Regions from separate parts of the Homo sapiens genome. Here region 2 is linked to region 1. Evidence: read pairs that join two places in POLR2A ChIA-PET (ENCODE). Cell type or tissue: OCI-LY7. All regions are shown on one strand. Each heading gives the region's core, and the rest is flanking DNA. Links, peaks and the distances in the headings are about the cores only. Region 1 overlaps ANKRD6 (ankyrin repeat domain 6). Region 2 has its middle 34 kb from the start of RNGTT.

Evidence for each region. ChIA-PET counts read pairs that join two places held together with the same protein. Peaks named below come from ENCODE experiments on the same cell type or tissue, not always from the same donor. Only the 100,000 strongest peaks of a DNase experiment are listed, where the experiment ranks them.
Region 2: POLR2A ChIA-PET joins it to region 1 with 7 read pairs; 3 of 35 experiments call an interaction of 5 or more read pairs at or near these places.

What each region holds. Positions count from the first base shown.
Region 1 is chr6:89,605,340-89,617,748 of GRCh38, reverse strand. ANKRD6 (ankyrin repeat domain 6) reads right to left here. Exons shown (of 16, transcript NM_001242809.2): 5 at 11,644-11,742; 6 at 5,379-5,477; 7 at 3,859-3,957; 8 at 1,092-1,190. It overlaps LOC124901359 (a long non-coding RNA gene), which reads left to right. Exons shown (of 2, transcript XR_007059673.1): 2 at 11,818-12,345. Among named protein-coding and RNA genes, the nearest start is that of MDN1-AS1, 27 kb to the left of the region's middle. RefSeq lists a silencer at 8,168-8,367. In OCI-LY7, for the core only: CTCF peaks have their summits at 5,336, 7,294 and 7,493 (motif pointing right); DNase peaks (open chromatin) are centred at 5,898 and 7,488.
Region 2 is chr6:88,991,612-89,004,020 of GRCh38, reverse strand. It overlaps the pseudogene CYCSP16. Among named protein-coding and RNA genes, the nearest start is that of RNGTT, 34 kb to the right of the region's middle. In OCI-LY7, for the core only: no CTCF peak of the experiment used is centred there; no DNase peak of the experiment used is centred there.

The sequences.
Region 1 (12,409 bases), core at 3,960-8,959:
ACACGCTAAGTAAAATATATGACACCAGAGGGCAAGGGCAGACCAAGGGGGCAAGAAGTGCTTTAGGAGGCCAAGGCCTGGGTACCACCCACCAAGGAGTGCTTCCCTGCAAAGAGGGGAGGGAACGTAGCACTCAGACAGCATCCAGGGGGAATGTTTCAGTTGGGGAAACACCACAGAGGATCTGAGGCCCAGCCCAGTGATTAATCTCCCCTGGAAAACAGTGGGAAGACGCCGGAGGAGCAGATCAGGGCTGGCCAGAGAGATTCAGGAAGTTGAATATGAAAAGCAACTACGAGTTATGGCCATAATGTAGGTTCTCAGGAGATGAAGCCAAAACCCAGGAGTTGATAGCAAAAGGAAGATATTCAAGGCATCATGGAACTGCACCCCCAGTACTGGTTGTAGAGCTAAAAGAAGGCAGGAGGAGAAAGAGGGGAGCTAGATACAGGAGCCAAGGAAGCTGAAGAGCCTTGTGCCAGCTTCAGCAGTCCCAGACCACACACCCCTCAAAAAAACCTCCACACAGCAGCTGTTGCACCCTCCAGGCCCTGCTGAACCATTCAGAGGGGCAGAGACCGCAGGACAGCCTCGAAGAAGAAAGCGCACCTGAGCTGGTGCCTGCTCTAGGATCTGCAGGACACACAGTGAGAGGGGGAGAGGGAAAGGGAAACAGTGAGGTCAGGCAAAGTGGAAGAGAAAGGAGTTGCTTTAGAATTTTGAAGCTGACTAAACTGAGGGCCATGTGGCCATTTTTCTGAGCATCACATGCATTTACAGCTTGGAACTCACTTTGGGTAACATCCACTCGTCAGTTTAACTGGACATCCCTGAGTTCTTTTTCATGCCAGGTTGTGTTCACTGCAGTCAGGCAGCTAAAAGCAGGCCCCAAGGCTTGTCAACTCCTGGGGCTGCTCAGAGCAGGGGTACCCTTCAAGTCCACCCCAATGGCCCTGGGGGCTGTGGTTCCAGCAGAGATCCCCCGTCTTCCAGAGTGCGCTGGGCCTGGGGGTCTGCAGGGGTTTAGTACACATCCCATTCTGGAAAGGGGTGGGAACCACTTTAGAAAGCAATGTTGCAACTCAACTTACATTGTTAACAATGGTCGTATCTGCTCCGGCTTCCAGTAAGATTTTGGCCACCTTCTTGTGATTTAGGGCAGCAGCAACGTGAAGTGCTGTGTCTCCAGCCTGGAATTGATTAGAAGGTCTGCTAAACCTCATCTGCTCATGGCCTACAGCCCCCAGCTTTTCATTACCTGGCCTAGGTGTGGCTCTTCAAAGTCAAACTGAGATTTGCCTGAGACTGAAATGGGGCCCTTTGTTAAAGCGTTATGAGGCTCTACTTAAAGAGGTCTTGGAACTAAGTGACCTCGGCACCAATATCACCTTTCTTTCTGAGTGAGGATACCTGAAATCACGCAGCAGGATTAAACGCAGGGGCAAAGTAATGCTGGCCTGGGTTGTTGAGAATGGTGGGACCTGAAGCCTCACGAGGACAGGAGGACAGGCAGGAGGCCTGGGGCAGGCAGGCTAGTCATTCCACTTTTGGCTCTGTTCTTTTACCCAGGGAGGTCAGAGGTCAGAAAACTGCTTGGTGTCTGAGTGCTGGATTGAGCAGGAGAAGCCGTGAAGATGGCTACTTCTGCAAGCACCGGAGAGGTGACAGGCCAGCCTGCAGCTACAGCGGGTAGATCTGAAGGGGCCACTGGGACTCAATCCATCTGCAGGCTCAGGATATGCTTTGTGCGGGTGGAAACACCAAGAACCAGTGTTCACTCAAGACCAACTGTTTTCTACATCTTACAGATAGCCTATAAATAAATGTTCATATTATCTTTATACAAGAAATATGCTTTCACAAAATCAACTATGAAAGGAGGATAAAGACAACTGCAGCTTAGTGGGCCAATTCCAAATGCAAATGCTGTCATTTTCCAAACACAATGATATAAATAAACCAGACAAATATAGGAGAAGTGAAACAATTCATTCTTTCTCCTATCAGGTGATCAGGCAAAGCGCCTGATACTTTTTTCCTGGGTAGCATGAACATTCAGCCATCTTTGTGAGGGGTGGGAAAATTTTTATTTCATTTCTGAGTCACTTAGCTATGTGTATTGAAGGGAAGCTCTGCACAGTGCTTTCCCCTTGGCTGAATATTGGAATAAGCTTCAGAGCTTTAAAAAATGATGATGCCTGGGTCCCACTCTCAGAGATGCTGAATTCATTGGTCTACCATGTGGGCTGGGCAGGGGGACTTTTTAAAGCTCTCAAGTGCCGTGACACGCTGCCAAGGTTGAAAGGCACTGGTTGGTGGGGGCTATGCAGGGGTCACCTGATGATCTAGCACCCCACTGGGGAGGCCGTGCTACTTGATTAGGTCAGTGGCTGTATACTCAGACAGAGAGCTTTTTAAAAACACCATTGCCTGGACCTCACCCCCAGAGGTTCTGACTCTTTCAACTGGGGTGGGATCCAGGAACAGTATTCTTAATTCCCCTGTTGATTCTCATATGCAGCCAGGGTCAGAAACCACCATTCCATGGTATTTTTAATCTACACCACAATCTAATTTTTTTTTTTTAGTTAAGATTTATGCACTCCAACAAAGAAAAGTGAAACAATGTACCACATAGGTGTCAATAAATACCAAGACAATCTAATTTTCAAATCCAATGACTGCTGGAAATTGTGCACATTTCTAAGGAAGACGGTAATATTCACAGCTTTATTTCAAAACCCCATTGCATGGCACTCTCTACAGATTATATGCCCAATTTTATGGGAATGAAAGACTATCAGCTCAAGTGTAAGTAAGTGGCAGTGCAAGGAACAGAACTTAGGGAGTTATAAGACTTCTAATTCCTATGCTTGCTTGGTGGGTTTTTTTTTTTGTTTTTTTTTTTTTCCTTTAAAGAGACGGGGTCTCATTCTGTTGCCCAGACTGGTGTGCAGTGGCAAGATCATGGCTCACTCACCACAGCTTCAAACTCCTAGGCTCAAACAATCCACCTGCCTCAGCCTCCTGAGTAGCTGGAACTACAGGCACATGCCACTCTGCCCAATTTTTAAATTTAATTAACTTATTATTTATTTATTTTGAGATGTAGTCTTGCTCTGTTGCCCAGGTTGTAGTACAGTAGCATGATCTCGGTTCACTGCAACCTCTGCCTCCTGGGTTCAGGCAATTCTCCTGCCTCAGCTTCCTGAGTAGCTGAGATTGCAGGTGCACGCCACCACGCCTGGCTAATTTTTGTATTTTTGGTAGAGACAGGGTTTCACCATGTTGGCCAGGCCGGTCTTGAACTCCTGAACTCGAAGTGATCCACCCACCTTAGTCTCCCAAAGTGCTGGAATTACAGGCATGAGCCACCACGGCCGGCCAAATTTTTAAAAAAATTTTTTGTAGAGACAGGGTCTCGCTATGTTGCCCGGGCTGGTCTTGAACTCCTAGCCTCAAGTGATCCTCCTGCCTTGGCTTCCCAAAGTACTGGGATGTGAGCCACTGCACCCGGCCTCCCTTGCTTCTTTACTAAATCACATTCTTCCTCGTGGGTTTTCTTTTTAAAATCACATTTAAAAAACAAAGCCTGCCCCAGGATCTCCAGAAAATGTTCAATATGCAAATGTGGTGATATGCACAGGAATTATAAGGGCACACTTTCTCTAGCAGGCCAGATAAGCCAGGGCCACTAGAACTCAGTGTGACACCCATGCAAAGCCCACTGCTGGCTGAGTCCCAGGTAGGTGACATGGCAGCTTCCCAGCAGCCTCTGCTCCCGTTTGCACTAACAGACCTGTCCGGTAGCCTTGTGGGAAGGGTGCTGGCAGCCATGAAGAGAATACATGCACTGACCTGGTTCTTTTCATGGACAGAACAGAAAGCAGTGAGGAGGAGCCTAATGATGGACAAGTGATTATAGCGCGCAGCAACGTGCAAACAGGTGTCTCCTGCCTGCGGACAAAAATCAAACTCTAAGCACAATCTGAGCAGTTACAAAACAAATAGAGAAAAGTAGAAAGAAAATGTTATTTAAAAGCTAGCAGACTATCATGTACTCTTTAGGGAATCATAAGCAGCTCTTTTAACATAGATGCTCCACCCCAAGGCTCGCCATTCTTTGCTGCTGTGGGCAGCCCTGCTCCCTTTCTGCCTGTGCAGAACAACCACGTGGTCACAGAATCACTGCTTCCACGTTTATGAAACTAGACGTCTGCTCCCCATGAGACCTTTCCAAGAGCTAAGGCAGGCTCTGCTTACCTGTGCTTGAGGAGGATCCAGGGACCCTAGCCTCCCTACAACCCAAAAGGTCAGTAGTATACTGACTTAAGACCAACAGCATTGCTTTGGAAATGAGCCCTTCCCAGCATAGATCCCTCATGGATGAAAGGACAGGGCAGCAGGGGGGTTGTCAAATCTTAAGATTACACGTACCCCCTGAAGTTCAAGGAGTATCCCACTTCAGTTGGACCCCAATATCCTATATGGAGCTATGTAGTAGGGGAGCTCATAAGGAAGCAATCACTGGGAGCAAAAAAAGGGTATGAAGAAAAACTCAGGGGCAGGATGCTCAGTAAGCACAACAGGCAGAACCCTGTTCCCACAAAGACAATAAAGAACTGGAGACAAAAAGCTGCCTGCAGTGTTTTCTTGCCATTTCCATCCTAGCTCTGTCTGGAGAACACTGGCCACTTGGCATACTTTTCTCCCCTGCATTAAGACGGAACCAAGCTCAAAGCTGAGGTTCAGAGCATTAGATGAGTCTACCCCAAACAGGGAGACCCTCACCTGAGGACACTTTAGAAAGAAGCCTCAGATTTATTTATTTATTTAGCCAACGTGGCTAAGGCAGGGGATTTATAAAGGAAATACAGCTTCTTTGTGAAGAAGCGATACCCATGTGACCTTTCCGGTCAGCTCATCCCAAGGACGCCTCAGTCATCAGTAGGACCTGCTCGCTATAGATGCTGGGCATGGGGCATTAGAGGACCTCCCCTGTAAATGGCACCAGCTCATATTTGCTGATAATAGTACAACACTCAACACTCTATGTGGGTAGAGACTTTCTTAAAACATTAACTGGTTTCCTAGTCTGTAATTGGCCAGACACGTACTGTAAGAAATGATAAACCAAAGATGAGGCATGAAGGGAAAATGATGGGAGAAAAGCAGTATTTCCAAGTCTTTTGATTCTTCTTCTCACATGCCTGAATGATCCCTTAGAAAATTGCCAAAAAAAGAACACTTTAGAGATAGTCCCCAAATACTTTTTACATTTTAATTTCTAGATGTTAAGGTTCAAGTATGCTCATGAAGTTATTTTCTGAAGTGACACAAGAAAGAGAGAACGTGAGAATCTGGTTTTGTTCACCCACATTATTTTTGAGGTCAGCGCGGGACCCGGCCAGCAGGAGGACGCGCGTGCTCTGGGAGTGGCTGTTCTGGCAGGCCAGGTGCAGAGCTGTGTTCCCCGCCTTGGAGAGAGGCAGAGAGAGGGAGGACATATTAGCAACATGCTTCCGCACAGACTTGCATGCCTTGCAGAGGGGCAGTACTTACTCGGGGGAAAAGGCAACGCTCACATTCTCTGCCTCTTGCCCGATGGTTTCAGTGGGGATGCTTCAGAGGTAAGAACATTTAATTTGGAGTCTGAACAGGCAGAAGAGTCCTATTTGTCATAAAACCTTGGTTCCAAGTCCTGGCTCTGCAACTTACTAACTAAAAGCCAGCCTTTTCAAATGCTCAAATTCCTTACCTGGGAAATGGAGCATGACCCCCACATCCTAAAACTATGGGGATTGACTCAGAGTGTCTAGGAAGGTGTTTTCTTAACACACAATGCTGGACACATGCACAGTACTCAATTCCTATCAGATGACTTCCTGCCCCACATGGGCAATAGCTGTGGTTACAATCCCTGCCAATGGTGGGCTAAAAAAAGTAAAACTAGCCACTTCCTGGAAGGGCAGGCTAATGCAACTGAGATTTAACTTGTTAGCCTTTTTCAAGTCACCCATTCTTGTATTTTTCTTGAAACATCAAAATTTTAACTATGGACACCAGGCCCTGCCTTTCAGGCAGTACAGTTGCATCTATCACTTAGGACACAGATTGAGACCCTCTTGCTTTTTGGGTCCTTCTTGTTTTTGAGAACCTCAACAAACCACATCACAATGACAACCAAGGGTCAGAATAAGGTCCATAGCAATACTGCAGGAAAAAATTGCAGGACATGAACAGAACTTTTGAGTCTATGGGAGTAGGGCATGTGAGGCCGCTGATAACCCCTAGAAAAGTAACAAGAAAGCAAGGCCGTGTGATAGGTGACATTGTGTCATCCAAGAGCCTGCAAGCACTCAGGAGGTTAAACACAGAAGCTCCGCGTTGGTTCTGCTGAGCTCAAGTGCTGGGTCAGGCTTGCAGGTGCGTGGGCTCAGAGCATTACACTGCCTGTTCATTGCTTCTCCCTCACCTAGTTCACACCCTTCTGGATCTCACAGTCCTGGCTGCCGATACTCCAGTATATCAGATTCCTGATCTTTTAAAAAGAGAAATGAGTTAAAAAAAAAAAAAATAGAGGAATACTGGATGCGGCCAGTTTGCTTATCCCCCTTCTCTTCACCTTAGCTCCAACCAGCCCTGGTGGACCTTTTGTCTCACTTTTACCTCCAGGCACAGGGAGGATTACAGGCCTGAGGTTCTAGCAGGCTCGCTGGTTCTCAACCCTTGGGTGCACATTAGAATCACCTGGGGAAGCTTTCAAACCAGCCCTGTGCACAGCCACAACCGTTCTAGGGACTCTGATTTATGTGGCCTTGGGGATGGGTATCCAGCATCCCTATTTTAGTACTGAAAGTCCCACATTCCGGGAAACCCTTTAGCCCAGGGCAAACTGGGACAGTCCATCACCCCAGGCCTGGTCTTCAGGTTTTTTTTTTTTTTAAGTTTTGTTTTTTTTCCTTTTTCGTTTGTTTATAGTTCCCCAGGAGGGTCTAATGTGCAGCCAGGTGGAGAACCACTGCTAGTTTAGTTCTCAGCAACAAGGGGTCTGCCCAGGTTTTAAAAACACTACTCTCAAGTTGTCTGCAAGTTATGGGCTTCATGGCAACCACTAAATACGTGTTGAATACATGAGTGAAATGAAAGAAATCTGATGCCTCTAGAAATAGATCATACCAAAGCTTATATTGCCAATAAGGAAATATCGATGATGTGGAAAAGCATTTGCACCAAGAAAATTAAAAACCATAGGTTTGGATAAACAAATTGTGGTAGATCCACACAATGGAATACTCCTCAGCAATAAAGAGGCGTGAACCATTCCTCCATGTAACGACACGGAGGAATCTCAAAAACATTATGCTAAGTTTAAGAAGCCACACACAGAAGGCCGCATACTGTATGATTCCATTTACATGACCTTTATGAACAAGCAAAACAGATCCGTGGTTGCCCGGGGCTGGGAGAGGGTGACTGGGGGCCTGCCACCAGAGGGCGCAAAGGAACATTAAGGGGCAATGGAAACATTCTATATCTTATGGTGGGGGTTACACAACCGTATACATTTGTCAAAACTCACAGAACAGCGTGACTTCATACCTATATCTCAAAACCTGACATTAGAAAATGTGACCTAGGGTAGATATATATGTAGCAGGCGTTTTTCCCCACCCTGAGTAGTGGGTACTGATTTCCCAGACAGGAGCTGCTACATCTGCTGAATAAGAAGGATCTTTCTACGGGCTATGGCTGGTACAAAATGTCCCTCCCTTTGAGACGCATGAGTTTCCTGACCTGTCCTTCTGAAGCCATTTTATTTACACAGAAACAATTTCTGGGCTGGGTGCAGTGGTTCACGCCTGTAATCCATCACCTTGGGAGGCCGAGGTGGGTGGATCACAAGATCAAGAGATCAAGACCATCCCAGCCAACATGGTGAAACCTCGTCTCTACTAAAAATACAAAAATTAGCTGGGCATGGTGGTGTGTGCCTGTAGTCTCAGCTACTCAGGAGGCTGAGGCAGCGTAATAGCTTGAACCCGGGAGGCAGAGGTTTCAGCAAGCCGAGATCGCGCTCCAGCCTGGCAACAGAGTGAGACTCTGTCTCAAAACAAACAAACAAACAAAAAAACGTGGTGATTACAGGCCGGGTTCGGTGGCTCACTCCTGTAATCCCAGCACTTTGGGAGGCCAAGGTGAGTGGATCACCTGAGGTCAGGATTTCAAAACCAGTCTGGCCAACATGGTGAAACGCTGTCTCTACTAAAAATACAAAAATTAGCTGAGCGTGATGGCAGGTGCCTGTAATCCCAGCTACTCGGGAGGGTGAGGCAGGAGAATCGCTTGAACCCGGGAGGCGGAGGTTGCAGTGAGCCGAGATTGAGCCATTGCACTCCAGCCTGGGCAACAAGAGTGAAACTCTGTCTCAAAAAGAAAAAAAAAAGTGATTACACACCATCAACTCCTGTTCCAGACCATATGCATTTTGAAGAAATGGGCAGCCACCCACCTCCTGAGCTGTGAGCCAGGCACTACCGGCGATATTACCATACGTAGCTTGCTGCTCTCAGACCTCAAGCTTTTGATCCATGAGGGAACCATGAAAAATATGAACTAGGAAACGACAGCACAAAGCTGCATGCGGTGCCAAGGGAGAGTTGCAGAAGCAGCCCAGTGGGTCTTCGGGGAGGGAGAGGGCCTGGGGCCAGGTTGGAGGTCTATAGGCAGGAATGAGAAGCAGGCCAGTGAGCCCCACTCTGAGGGCACAGGAGGTGCTCTAGGGGAAAGGAGCCAGGAGGAACTCCAGAGGTGGGCCAGCAGAGGCTTATAGACAGTGTCAGACAGGAGCTTTATGAGAAGGTCGCTGAGCAGAGGAAGAGCAGGATGAAAGGAGGGACTAGATTTGAGCCTGCCAATCTGCTTGAGGCATCTGAAATAATCCAGGGCATGCTTAAGAATGAGCATGGAAAGAGGAACAGGTGTGAGACTTGAAGATGTCCTAAGATGTAATGAGGGACTGGAGAGGGGAGACGGATGAAAATGACGAAGGCATGGCTTGCTTAACTATGCTCTCTAATGAACCAATGGAAAAGTAGTGAGAGCCAGGAGATTTCACCGGAGGGCAAAGCCACTGAGGTGGGTTCTCTTGCTCCCACAGAGATTACGTTCACAAAGGAGTTTCAGGCTGTCATTTCTATTTCCTGCAGCATGCAAGGTCTGGAGAAGTCACTTCATTGATGGGGTATATTTCTATAGCTTGATTTGCCTGGCATTGCTGTTGAAGATCTTGTATGCAGATGTCTGTGTGTCATAAGCTAGAGATACTATGGTTTCAGATTTGACTTGGCCATGAAATTGTACATATATATATATATATAGTGTGTGTGTGTGTATTAGGGAGGGTACTTACTGCTGCCCATTGTCCCCAGGCTACTGCCACCTAGAACCCCATTCTAGCCCACCTGATTCATTATCCTACCACTATTAGCTGAAGCTACCACTCTGTGATGTGGCAGTGCACTGTGGGAAATTCTCAGGCCCCTGCTACAGACCCAATCTGGCCATCCAGGGAAAGAAAAGAGGGTAAGCCCTTTTATGACCCTTCTTACCTCAACTGCAAATATCTCCAGAGTACTGATAACGCTTTTTTATTTTTGAGATAAAGTATATCTCTTGGCATGGGCACAGTGGCTCACGCCTGTAATCCCAACACTTTGGGAGGCCGAGGTGGGCAGATCACGGGGTCAGGAGTTCAAGACCAGCCTGGCCAACATGGTGAAACCCCATCTCTACTAAAAATAGAAAAATTAGCCAGGCGTGGGGGCACATGCCCAGATACTTAGGAGGCTGAGGCGGGCAGATCACGGGGTCAGGAGTTCAAGACCAGCCTGGCCAACATGGTGAAACCCCATCTCTACTAAAAATGGAAAAATTAGCCGGGCGTGGGGGCACATGCCCAGCTACTTAGGAGGCTGAGGCAGGAGAATCGCTTGAACTCAGGAGGCAGAGGTTGCAATAAGCCGACAGTGTGCCATTGCACTCCAGCCTGGGTGACAGAACGAGATTCTGTATCCAAAAAAAAAAAAAAAAAGTCTCTTCTCCCAATTGTAAAAGAAATAATGGGTTCATTCTGGAAAATTTGGGAAAGGTACAAAAATAAAAATCAATCTTAGCCTCAATTCCCAGAGATAACCACTGTTAATATTCTGATGATATTCTTCTGTGCTTAAATTTTTAAATACACAAATTTATATTAAGCACTGGGACATGTACTATATATGATCTTATATCTCTTTGTGATGTTCTTTAACAGTGGAAAGCATTATTTTCAAAACTACGATTTTAATATTAATTATATTCCACTGTATGAATGAACCATAATTCTAAGTCTCCCTCCCCACAGTTAAAAAAATATAACTACTGCTGTCATGAACATCTTTGTCGGTAAAATTTTACTGGTTTTATTGCTTATTTTTTTCTTTTCCATATTTCATTTCAATAGCAGGTTTTATTACCTTTTTAGGATAGAGTCCAAGAAAGGTAGGTACCAAGTAAAAAGGACCTTTTTTTTTTTTTTGAGACCGGGTCTCACTCTGTCACCCAAGCTGGAGTACAGTGGCACGAACTAAGCTCACTGCAACTTCCGCCTACCAGGTTCAAGCGATTCTTGTGTCTCAGCCTTCCGAGTAGCTGGGATGACGGCATGCACCACCACATCCAGCTAATTTTTTGTATTTTTAGTAGAAACAGGGTTTCACCATGTTGGCCAGGCTGGTCTTGAATGCCTGGTCTCAAGTGATCCGCCTGCCTCAGCCTCCTAAAAGTTTGGGATTACAGGCATAAGCCACTGCACCTGGCCAAAAAAGGCCCACCCCCGCCCCCACCTGCCCCCACGACAGTCTCTCACTCTGTGCCCAGGCTGGAGTGCAGTGGTGCAATCTTGGCTCACTGTAACCTCTGCTTCCTAGGTTCAAGCGATTCTCCTGCCTCAGCCTCCCAAGTAGCTGGGACTACAGGCATGAGCCACCATTCCCGGATAATTTTTGTATTTTTATTAGAGATGGGGTTTCACCATGTTGGCCAGGCTGGTCTCAAACCCTTGACCTCAGGTGATCCACCCACCTCAGCCACCCAAAGTGCTGTGATTACAGGTGTGAGCCACCATGCCAGGCCAAAAAAGGACCATTTTAAGGCTCCTGATTTGTTTTGCCAAATTGTCTCCCAAAGGTGGCTATTCGTATCACACTTTCCCAGCAGCATCTAGGGGAGCCCACTTTACTAATTTTCGGTATTAGCATTTTAAAGTTCTTTTGCTGATTTTTTTAATGCCAACTCCATTGCCATATTTTTTGAATACAAAAAAACTATGGGACAGTAATCGCATGTAGATTCCCAGCAGCAGTCAGGGGCCTCTCACATAAGCAGGGTTTTGGCGCTGTTGGTGCACTTGCTCCTGACCTGGAATATCAATCAGCTTCTAGCCTTTTCTGCAAATGAAACTTCTGGGCCGAATGGACCTTCAGGTTCCTCGTGCCACTCTGGGCTCTCACTCTTCTCACTGGAAGAAGGCTCCCACAGGGGGAGAAACCCACAGCCATCCTCACCTGTGAATGAGGCATTCTAGCATCTGCCAGGCCTCACCTTGTTCTTGGCAAGCACGTTGGCTCCTGCTTTAATGAGCAGCTTGGCTGACTGGCTGAAACCATGCCAGGATGCTTCATGCAAGGCTGTATTCCCATCCTAAGGAAGACACACAGGTGGGAAAGGCACATTACCCAAGACCTAATTCTTCTCATTATGATCAATACATCACAGTGGATTTTTACGGAACACCAGACGGCCTTTCTCAATTGGACTTTCTCATCTGAGCCACAGACTACAGAAGATGATTTGAGTGGTAAGTTTCTCCATTATCCCAGAAATGATACATCATAAGAACCATTCTAGATGCACAGAAGAGAAATGAATCCATGACGAACCATGGATGATTGTTCATAAGGCATTAGAGGTTAAGTCTCTCTAGGAACCCCAGTTGAGAGAGGCTCTAGGCCCCATCCACAGCTCTCGTTTAACAGAAAGCATCATCAGGATAGCATGCCATCTATTTCTTCCCACCTCCACCACCCTTAGAGTCTGCTCTGCTCCTGGCATCAGAGAGAACCCTGCAAAGATCAGGCAAAGGAAGAGGCCATCTTCATAAGATTCAGGGGCCTGATCGATTCCCCAACTTTTTTTCACTGAAACTTAATCTCACCCACCTTAATTCAAAAGCCTCAGGGCCCCAAACAAATAATGAACAGGGACTGAGGAAACAGTGATTTGGAAATAAAACAAACAAGTATCCTCAATGTGTGGCCTTTATTTTTTGAGACAGTCTTGTTCTGTCACCTAGAGTGGAGTGCAGTGG
Region 2 (12,409 bases), core at 3,937-8,936, 610 kb after region 1:
TGTGCTCAAGCAATTCCTCCTGACTTGGCCTCCCAAAGTGCTGGGATTACAGGCATGAGCCACTGTATTAGTTCATTGTCACATTGCTATAAAGAAATATTCAAGAGTGAGTAACTTATAAGAAAAGAGGTTTAATTGGCTCACAATTCTACTGGCTGTAAGGAAGCATGGCACATCTGTTTCTGGGGAGGCCTCAGGAAGCTTACAATCATGACAGAAGGTGAAGGAGGAGCCAGTACTATACATGGGTGACGCAGGAGGAAGAGAGAGATGGGGGAGGTGCCACACACTTTTAAACAACCAGATGTCATGAGAACTCACTCACTATCACGAGAACAGCACCAATGGGGAAATCTGCACTCATGATCCAATCACCTCCCACCAGTCCCCACCTCCAATATTGGGGACTACAATTTGACATGAGATTCAGGGAAGGACACAAATCCAAACTGTATCAGCCACCTTGCCCAGCCTGCTGGAAGTTTTTAATAAAGAATCTCAGATTAGACTTTTAAAGGCTGGGAAGCCAAGCTAAAGATTGGCCACTAGAATGGGCCTGTAATACCTACATGAATTCAGTGAATTTCTCTCTTCTTGAGGTTCCCCAAATATCTTGAGTTTCTTGGGCCTGTCAGAAAGTAACACTCTTTACTTACTATAAAATCAGGAACCCTGCAAGGGAACAGTGTAGACAAGGTACTAGGCCAATCTTTTCCCAGATCTACTGGCTTTAACATCAACCTTGATTCCTCAAAGCAATCTGGTCACATCTGAAAATACGACATTCCAGTCAAAGCCTTGGTAAAATAACCAGTGTCTCTGATTGTGTCCTGTCACAGAAGAAAACACATTCTTATTAAACTTATGTAAATAACTACATTGCCAACTTGTATGAATAGTTTTTGAATTCTGATGAAATCAGATACAGAAAAAGGTAAATGTTTTAATTTTGCTCACAAAAGTATACTTTACCTAATTGCTGTAAGCTACAAACAGCTTAAGATAAAAAAAGTTTACTGACAATGGAAAACAAAACATAAGAATCAGCAATGCTTGAGTGGGACATCCAACTTCTGAGTAGAAACCTTTGTGGCACCAGTGAAAAAAAATAGAATTAAATACGGGTGATGTTTAGAAAGGCAAGAAGATTTTTGTTCAGAAGTGTGCCCAGTGCAACACCATGGAAAAGGGAGGCAAACCTGTAATCTCAGCACTTTGGGAGGCTGAGACAGGAGAATTGCGTAAGCCCGGGAGATCAAGACCAGCCTGGGGAGCATAGTGGGGCCTTATCTCTACACAAAACAATAAAATATAGCTGGCCATGGTGGTGCATGCCTGTGAGAGGCTGCGGTGGGAGAATTGCTTGAGCCCAAGAGTTAGAGGCTGCAGTGAGCTGTGTTCATACCACTGCACTCCAGCCTGGGTGACAGAGTGAGACCATGTCTCAAATAAATAAATAAATGAAAGAACCAGCAATATTTCAAGCAGAAAAGTTATAGAAAAATTATTTCAGCTGGGTGCAGTGGCTTATGCCTATAATCACAGCACTTTGGGAGGCTGAGGCAGGAGGATTGCTTGAGCCCAGGAGTTTGAGACCAGCCTGGGCAACATAGCGAGACCTTGCCTGTACTAAAAATAAAAAATTAGCCAGTCATGGTGGTACATGCCTGTGGTCCCAGCTGCTCTAGAAGCTGAGGTGGGAGGATCACTTGAGCCCAGGAGGTCGAAGCTGCAGTGAGCCGATCATGCCACTGTACTCCAGCCTGGGTGACAGAGTAAGACCCTGTCTAAAAAACAGTAATAACAACAATTTCAGTCCTTTATTACTTTAGTCTCATGTAATTAATTCTTGCTCTGCTTGATATTGGTTAGCAATTTTATGAGTCCCCTTTTTTCACTGAAGTTTTTGAAATTCTTATGCAGTCCAATTGTGTGATCTCAAAATTATCAGCAGAGGTGTGTATTTAAGAGTACCTGTGACAGTCTCCATTTTTTTCCATCAATCTTCTTGAAGACACAACACTCTAGGATTTACAAACAGAATGGAGAGAAAAAGCGTTAGAATAATGCAATTTGCCAAGATATACCAGATTTTTAGGAATCTCATGCAATTTTTGAACACATGTTAACACATTTATACAAATATAACTCAAAGTTAAGCATCATTTCATTCTTTTTTTTTCCCCAAGGAATTACAAAGCTACTTTTAATACTTTGGGGTGAGCCCCACAGGAATAAAAAACACTGGGAAGGGGCAACTGTGACTCCCATGGCCCGGGGCAGAGAGGCTACCTGAGGGGAAGGAAGCACGAAAGGGACCTGCTGCAGATGCAGGGACACTGGTGAATGGCAGGAGGGTTGCGCATGAAGCCACAAAGCTACTTGGGTTTCTCCTTCTCATTTGCCTTTTTCTGCTTTTGCTGCATGATCTCTGAGTCCCTCTACTTGCAGGTGGCATCAGAAAGCTGGTCATCTTGGTGCTTTCTCTTAAATGAGTTGCTCTGCTTTTCCATATTTTCTGCTGGGTGAGCTCAAGCTGGTCACCATGGGTCATGGCATTGACTGACACCCTGGGAGGCCAAGGTAGGAGAATCACTTGAGTCTACAAGTTTCAGACCAGCCTGGGCAACATGGTGAGACCCTGTCTTTAACAAAAGTAAAAAAAGATTAGCTGGGCATGGTGGCGCATGCTCATAGTCCTAGCTACTCAGGAGACTGAGATGGGAGGATTGAACCCAGGGGTTTGAGGTTACAGGGAGTTGTGATTGTGCCATTACACTTCAGCCTGGGAGAAGGAGTAAGAGCCTGTCTCTTAATAAATAAATAAATAAGAAATGATAATTAAAATATTAAAAAATCTGCTCTTTGATAGAGAGGAGACTCAGTTTTTCAAACAATCTGAAAACTAGGAAAGACATTATAATGCAAATTCCTCTATCTCTTTTTTTTTTAACAATTTACTCAAAAGGTGAACAACTCTTTTACTATTTCTTGTTAACACTACAGGAAAATATTATTCATAAGAAAGCTGCACAACAAGAATTCCTGAGGACAAAAAGAAAAAAGAGAAAACCAAATTCTATCTTTGTATCAATGTATTACTAATGCTAAAGGATATTTTGGATAAAACCTTATAAACAGATTAATCCAATCTCAATCAGCTTTGACCACACAAGATTTCCATAGCCTTTTATTTATTTAAAAAAAAAAAATAGAAACTAGGTCTTGCTGTGTTGATCAGGGTGGTCTCGAACTCCTGGCCTCAAGCAATCTTCTTGCCTTGGCCTCCCAAAGTGCTAAGATTACAGGTGTGAGCCGGCGCACCTGGTCCCATAAACGTTTCATAACCTCTTACAAATCTTTTTCACTCTTTTTTCCCCAACTTTCTGTACCCATTCAGTTTTATCTTTTTTTCTTTTCTTCCCTTATTTTTTCACCAATCTTTCTGTTTTTATTACTTTAATTTAAAAGAACCTTTAAATAACCACTAAACTACACAAAATTACTTTTCCTTGAACAAAAAAACACATCTTCACGTTTTTAAAATAACTTTCCTTACCAAAAACACTTGCTACTTTTCTTACGTACTTTGTATACAGAATTATTTCTCTTACATGTAGTAGTTTTAATGACGTATATTAACTACAACTTTCTTAGTAATGCTAATTTCCAGTGAAAAACCTAGTAAGTAAACATTTTTTTTTTGAGACAGATCACTCTGTTGCCCAGGCTCACTGCAACCTCCGCCTCCTGGGTTCAAGCGATTCTTGTGCCTGGGCCACCCGAGTAGCTGGGATTACAGATGTGCGTCACTATGCCTGGTTAATTTTTGTATTTTCAGTAGAGACGAGGTTTCGCCATGTTGGCTAGGCTGGTCTTGAACTTCCGGCCTCAAGTGATTTGCCCACCTTGGCCTTCCAAAGTATTGGGATTGCGGGTGTGAGCCACTGCACTTGGCCAAGCAATTTTGATTGTTTGGTATCAGGTGCAGAGCCTGGCACAGAGGATAGAGCAGTCAAGACAATGCCTGGAGGATTTGACTCTTTCTAGCATGGCCAGGAGATACAGCTGGGTCAGGGAGGACATACTGGACTTGGCTCTACCCTGTAGTTGGTGGCCTAAGTGCTGTGGATATGCATATGTCTTCAGGCCTCATCATCGCCACCTGTTTAGGCCACAGAATCTAACAACTCAAAACCAAAGATGTAAGCTTATAGCTAGATCAAGAAAATATCAAAAGTATCACAGAAGCCACAGTTTTATTACCTTCAGACATCTAGCAGAGACAGCATACATTTGTCTGACCAGTATACTCAAGCAAAAATGTCTAAAATTCTGAAGATATTTCTATTTTATTTTACCAGCAATTTAAAACCTAGCTTTCTTTAATAGAGATGACTAAAGTCATGTGAACTTGAAAAGCATTTGGGCTAGTTATTTACTTTATAAGTGCTCATTTATTTGTAGGTCAATTTGGTACCCTGCAGACAATATGCAAACAGACATGTTTATACATGTATACATAAAAATACAGACAAACAGCCAGGTGTGGTGGTGTGTCCCTGTGGTCCCAGCTACTTAGGAGGCTGAGGTGGCAGTTCAGCCTGGGCAATATAGTGTGACCTTGTCTTTAAGAAAAGTTAAAAATAAAAAAAATTTTTACTTAAAATACAGACACTCAGGTGTGGTGGGTCACACCTTGTAATCTCAGCCCTTTGGGAGGCTGAGGCAGGAGGATCACTTGAGTCCAGGAGTTCAAGACTAGCCTGAGCACCATAGCAAGATCCCATTTATACAAAAAGTATTAGCCAGGTGTGGTGTTGTGTGCCTGTGGTCCTAGCTACTCAGGAAGCTGAGGCAGGAGGATCACTTGAGCCCAGGTAGTCAAGGCTTCAGTGAGCTATAATCACACCACTGCACTCCAGCCTGGGCAACAAAGTGAGACATTGTCTCAAAAATTAATAAATTGCTGGGCATGTTGGCTCATGCCTGTAATCCCAGCACTTTGGGAGGCCGAGGCAGGTGGATCATTTGAGGACCAGAGTTTGAGATCAGCCTGGCCAACATGGTGAAATCCCATCTCTACTAAAAATACAAAAATTAGCTGGGCCTGGTGGTATATGCCTGTAGTTCCAGCTACTCTGGAGGCTGAGGCGTAAGAATTGCTTAAGCCCAAGTGGTGGAGGTTGCAGTGAGTTGAGATCATGCCACTGCACTCCAGCCTGGGCAACAGAGTGAGACTCTGTCTCAAAAAAAAAAAAAAAAAAAATTAATAAATTTAAAAAAAAAACAGACAAACATACAGACTTAACAGCTTCAATTTTTAAAATTTTAGCAATTAGATATTTAAAACTCACTATTTTATTTATTTTTTTATTTGAGATATGGTTTTACTATGTTGAGCATGCTAACCTTAAACTTCTGAGCTCAAGCAACCCGTCTGCCTCAGCCTCCAGGTAGCTGGGACCAAAGGCACATGCTACTGTGCCCAGCTTAAAACCCACTAGTTAACAAAAGGACAATTAAATTAAGTCATGGCTCTGTAAATGGAACAAGTTAAAGTTTATCTGTCTTACATGGCCAAAGCCTTTCCCTAGTTTTAGAGGAAACAAGATAGCAAATTTACATCTCAATGTAAAGAGAAAGAATGTAAGGGTTTTCAACAAGGAGTTTGGTTGTGTTAGAGGAAGATTAAACATGACACCAAAGTCAAAGTCATGGGAATTTACTATAGATTTTACAAGGAAACATACAGATAAGCCTAGAAAAAAATTCAAAAACCTTTTCCAAATAATCAACTGAATGCTAGAAAGCCATATTTTGGACACCAATCTTGTTAGATATGTGGTTTTAAAATTTAGTTTCTGTTTCTTAACTGGATCACTGAGCTCAGGGTGGACCCCATTAAAAAATAAGGCCAAAAAAGCATTTGCAATTTCTAGGGCCTAATACTAGTATATGTGAAAAGCAGGTGCAGTTGGAAGGAGAGCATCTAGAACCCCAGGAATCCAGGATCCCATTTTTACACTGAATCCCAGGTCCTTAAAAAGAGGGAAACACTAAGCCGGGCACGGTGGCTCATGCCTGTAATCCCAGCACTTTGGGAGGCTAAGGTGGATGGATCGCCTGAGGTCAGGAGTTTGAGACCAGCCTGGCCAACACAATGAAACACCATCTCTACTAAAAATGCAAAAAGTTAGTTGGGCGTGGTGGTGGGCACCTGTAATCCCAGCTACTAGGGAGGCTGAGACAGGTGATTCGCTTGAACCTGGGAGCAGAGGTTGTGGTGAGCCGCGATCGCGCCATTGCACTCCAGCCTAAGCAACAAGAGCAAAACTCTGTCACAAACAAACAAACAAACAAAAAAGGGAAACACTATGGGATCAGGCTGTGCAATGTTTCCACTCTGCACCTTGTTGCAAGGATATTCCCCCAGGGCTGGTGGGTGACCCAACATCAGTTTGCCTACTCTGTGATCAAACCATCCCCCATGGGAATCTTATCACTTTGTGGTGAGTGTTCCTACAGCCTCCAGGTGTCCAAACCACACCTCTTTTTATCTAAACGCATGAAGAAATAAGTAGCTTCCTGCAGTAATAACCATTTGTGATAACCACTGTCAGCCACCTCCAAAACTGCAGCCCTTGCCAGTGACCCACCAGTCTTCACACACAGAAAGGTCAGGTTTCTCTCACAGTACAAAGTAATCCCTGGTACCCCCCAAAGCCAGAGAGATCAGGAAACTCAGTGCAAAAGAGAGTAGAACTTTAGACATGACAGTAACCTGCCCATGACTCTTTAGGCTCCAGGAGGAAAAGAGAAGACCCTAAAAAGGGGATGTATGGCACATTTTCCTGTGTTCCTCAGGGGGTCTCAGTGGCAAAAAAAGCCTGGGTACAGTGGCTCATGTCTGTAATCCCAGCACTTTGGGAGGCTAAGGCAGGAGGATTGCTTGAGCCCAAGAGTTTGAGACCAGCCTGGTTAACATAGTGGGACCCCATTGCTACAAAAAATGAAAACATTAGCCAGGCCTGGTAGTATACACCTGAGGTCCTAGCTATTTGGGAGGCTGAAGTGGGAGGATCCCTTGGGAGGTCAAGGCCGCAGTGAGCCGTGATTGTGCCACTGGACTCCAGCCTGGTGGGCAACAGAGTGAAACCTCGTTTTAAAAAAAAAAAAAAAAGAAAGAAAGAAAAGAAAAGGAAACAAAAGAAAAGAAAAAAAGGCAAAAAGGAAGTAGAAGTGGAAAGAAATGGAAGAACAAATCTTAGAGGAGCCAATTTGGAGATTTTAAGCTTTCTTGAAAGGCCACTGAAATTTTATATTTTTCTCAGCAAAAATCATGCCAATAAAAAAGGAAGCAAATACAAGAACCAAACATATAATTAGAAATGAAATTCAGTCGACTGGAAAAAATTCCCAGAAACAGGATCCAAAAGCGAAAGTTTTTTTTGTTTTGTTTTTTGTTTTTTTGGGTTTTTTTTGAGACAAGGTCTCCCTCTGTCACCGCGGCTGGAGTGCAGTGGCACAATCACAGCTTACTGCAGCCTCAACCTTCCAGGCTTAAGTGATCCTCTCACCTCAGCCTTTCAAGTAGCTGGGACCACAGGTATGCGTCACAATACCAGGCTCATTTTTTTTCTTTTTGTGGAAATGGGATTTCACTATGTTGCCCAGGCTGATCTTGAACTACTAGCCTCAAGTGATTCTCCTGACTCAGCCTCCTAAAGTGCGGGGATTATAGGTGTGAGCCACTGCACCTGGCCAGTTTTCGTTTTTCAAAAAAAAGAAAAAAAAAAAAGAAAAAACAAAAACATTATAGTCTAAATATCAGCTTTTGATTAAGCTGACTTCTGAATGACCATGAAGATTAAAAAAAAAAATTTTACAAATCTCTTACTATCAGATTTTATCCAGGACAAACAGCCAATATTCCTGGCTTTTGAACTCTTTACCAAAGATATCTTCCTAGAGATTCACCAAAACCAAAATGCCTTAATCAAGATTATGACTTAACCAAGGATGTATGAGGCATCTCCAAAGAGGTGCAAATCAGTCCTCACAAGATTCAGAACCACCCCAAAGATAGCTCCAAGAAAGGAAAGTTTCATTAGACACAAATGGGGTACAACCCACATTTCTGTCTGACCATATCCCTATATATCAGTCAAAGTAGATTTAAAGACAAGGAGTATTTCTAAAGATAAAGAAGATCATTTTGCAATGATAAAAAGGTCATTTAAACAAGAAGACATAATAATTAATTTTATTTATTTATTTATTTTGAGACAGGGTCTCTCTCTGTCACCCAGGCGAAGTACAGTGGCGTGATCTCAGCTCACTGCAAACTCCACCTCTTAGGCTCAAGCTATCCTCCCACCTCAGCCTCCCAAGAAGCTGGGACTACAGGCATGCGCCACCATGTCTAGTTAATTTTTAATTTTTTTTTCTACATATGGGGTCTCACCATGTTTCCCAGGCTGGTCTCAAACTCCTGGGCTCAAGCAACCCAACTGCCTTGGCCTCCCAAAGTGCTGGGATTACAGGTGTGAGCCACCGTGCCCAGCCAAGAAGACATAACAATTCTAAGTGCATGTGCACCTCGTAATAGCTTCAAGGTGTATGAAAGCAAAATATTGATAAAAGAGAAATAGATCTCCAGGCATACTTGGAGGTTTTAATGCTTCTCCTTCAGTGTGTGATGGGGTAAGAAGACAAAATATCAATAAAGTTATAGAAGATTTGGATAGGCCGGGCGTGGTGGCTTATGCCTCTAATTCCAGCACTTTGGGAGGCGAGGTGGGCGGATTACCTGAGGTCAGGAGTTCGAGACCAGCCCAACCAACATGGAGAAACCCCGTCTCTACTAAAAATACAAAATTAGCCGGGAGTGATGGCACATGCCTGTAATCCCAGCTACTCAGGAGGCTGAGGCAGGAGAGTCGCTTGAACCCGGGAGGTGGAGGTTGCAGTGAGCCGAGATCGTGCCATTGCACTCCAGCCTGGGCAATAAGAAACTCCATCTCAAAAAAAAAAAAAAAAAAAAAAAAGATTTGGATAACACTCTCACCATTTTGACTTGATTTACATGTTTATAGATAATCTAATAATTTCAGAGTATACATTCTTTATAAGTTCTTTCCATTCATCAAGATATACTTTATGCTGCTGCATTATATATGCAATTTAAAAATAATATCATTTACAAAAGCATCAAAATATGAAATACCTAGGAATAAAAAATTTAATCAACAATGTGCAAAACCTGCACACTGAAGAACATTAAATATTACGGTGAGAAATTAAGGACCTAAATAAATGGAGTGGTAAACTGTGTTCATGGATTGGAAGCATCCATCTTATTAAGATGTAAACTCTCTTGATATTGGCTCATAGAGCCAAAGCCATCCCAACCAAAATCCTAACAGAATTATTTAAACAGAAATGAGCAAGTTGATTGTAAAGCTTATATGAAGTTGCAGAGAATCTAGAATAGCTAAAATAATCTTGAGAAGGACAAAGTTGGGAGACTTCAACACTTCAAAAACATAATTTTTGAATTCAAAAATTATTAAAAGCACTTTGGGAGTCTGAGGCAGGAGGATTGCTTGAGCCCAGGAGTTCAAGACCAGCCTGGACAACGTAGTGAGACCCTGTCTCCACAAAAAATAAAAAATTAGCCAGGCATGATGGCACACACCTGTGGTCCCAGCTACTCAGGAAGCTAAGGTTGGAGGATTTCTTGAGCCCAGGAGTAAGCCCTGATCACACCACTTTGCACACTAGCCTGGGTGACAGAGCAAGTCCCTGATCTCAAAAAAAAAAAAAATTACTAAAAGGCTACAGTCATCAAAACTGTGTGATACTATTGTAAGTAGATCAATGGAATCCACAAATAGACCCACACATATATAGTGGATTGTCTTTTTACAAAGGTGCCAGGGAAATTCAATGGGGAAATTGATAGGCCAACAAATATGACTAGAACAACTAGATATTTGGAAAAATTATAATTTTATATTACATTTGTAGTATACATTTATGACAAATTACAATTTTAACCCTATGTTATCCATGTTCTGGGAAATAAATTACATATCTGTTACTCCTATAGAGTTCTCTCAAGCCACAGGAGTATTAGTTATTAAGTAAGCTTTGTTAAGGGGCTGCAGTAACATTGTGGACACCAGGGTATCATTTAGAAAACAGTTTGAATTTATTAAATAATGCTTTATATTCTGGATGATATAATACAAATGGCCTTCTGTTTTTAGTTCCTCTACTTACATTCATGATAGAAGTTTCTAATTCCATTTATGACCAATAATACATATTTGTGAGACTGCTAGCAGGTGATGGAAATGCAGGTGTTACCTCCTTGCACAAAATGAAATTTCACAAATAGCTAAATTGATTGAAAGAATTAATAGATCTACTGTAGTTTATTTCTAAAGCATCTTTCTCCTGACCTCTTCTAGGAGGTTGGGGGGTGGGGCTGAAAGTTCCAATCCTCTAATCCTGCCTTGGTTTTTGGGGTGATTAGCCCCCATCCTAAAGCTACATAGGAGTTGCCAGCCATCAGTCAACTAATTAGCATGCAAAAGTATGTTTATCACTTCAGAGAGTCCAAGGATTTTAGGAGTTATATGCCAGGAAGTGGAAGACCAAATATATATTTCACAATATTCAGTGACTAATGAAGGTTAATCAAAAAGGAAGTTCCTGCTCTAACAAACTAAAATGTAAATGTAATTTAGTTTTGAAAACCTTTTCTAACACAGATTGTGTTTTGAGAGTGGTTTCTTGAGGAGAAAAGATCAGGCTGCTATATGATTCTGACTCCCAGATCAAGGGGCCTTTGTAATTGGGCCAAGCTTGGTATTCCCCAAGGAGTTCCTGTCTTCAAAAAGGCCTATTGATACCAGAGGGTAAAGTTGCAGCTGGAGTAGCAGCACAGTTTCTTTCCTATCATTCCAATGATCCAGGAAAGTCTCTCAATGCTGGGACAAAAGTTCCCACCATGAAAGATGTGTTTTCTCTTCCATATAGTGTTAGAGATACACCATAAACTCTCTCTCTCTCTCTCTTTCCTGCCACCCTATTTCTGCAGTGTATTTCCCGCTCTGGTCTATGCAGTCAATGACACTTCCATTACTATAATATTACTTGACATGTTCAAGTTACTGGAGGAGTGATTAGATTACATTCTCTTTACAGTTGCCCTTCAGTATCTGTTAGTGATTGATTCTAGGATCCCCCTTGGATAGCAAAATCCATGGATGCCCAAGTCCCTTGTATAAAATGGCATAGTAGCTGGGTGTGATGGTGCATACCTGTAATCCCACTTACTCAGGAGGCTGAGGCAGGAGGACTGCTTGAGCCCAGAAGTTTGAGACCAGCCTGGGCAACAATAGTGAGACTCTGTCTCAGAAAAAAAAAAAAAAAAGAGAGAAAGAGAATGAGAGAAAATGGGGTAGTATTTGCATATAACCTATGCACATCCTCTTGTATACTTTACATCATCTTCAGATTACTTATAATACCCAATATAATATCAATATTATGTAAATACTTGTTATACTATATTTTAAAATTTGTATTACTTTTTATTGTTGTATTTTTCTTTTCCCAAATATATTCAATCCCCAGTTGGTTGAATCTGAAGATACAGAACCCACAGGTAGGAAGAGATAACTGTAATTAAATAACAGGCCTGAGGATACACACTTGACTAATACTGTCACTACAGCTTGCTTGCTTTCTGTTTCTTTCTTTCTTTTCTTTTTTCTTTCTTTCTCCTTCCTTCCTTCCTTCCTCCCTCCCTCCCTCTCTCCCTCCCTCTCTCTCTCTTTCTTCTTTCTTTCTTTCTTTCTCTCTCTTTCTCCTTTCTTTCTTTCTTTCTTTCTTTCTTTCTTTCTTTCTTTCTTTCTTTCTTTCTTTCTTTCTTTCTTTCTTTCTTTCTTTTCTTTCCTTTCTTTCCTGTTTTGAGACCGAGTCTTGCTCTGTCTCCCATGCTGAAGTACAGTGGCATGATCTCGGCTAACTTCAATCTCCGCCTCCCAGGTTCAAGCGATTTTCATGCCTCAGCCTCCTGAGTAGCTGGGGCTACATGCATGTGCCACCATGCCCAGCTAATTTTTGTATTTTTTTTTTTTAGTAGAGACGTGGTTTCGCCATGTTGGCCAGCCTGGTCTGGAACTCCTGATCTCAAGTGATTCGCCCGCTTCAGCCTCTGAAAGTGCTGGGATTACAGGTGTGAGCCACTGTGCCCAGCCTGCAGGTTACTTTCTAAGGCCTCCTACTACCTGTTACAAATGATCTCTCAGGAAGGATAACATTTGCAAGTGGGTCATCTCAACCATTTTGTGTTGATTCTTAATTTGCTATTTTATGGAGCATGTACCAAGGG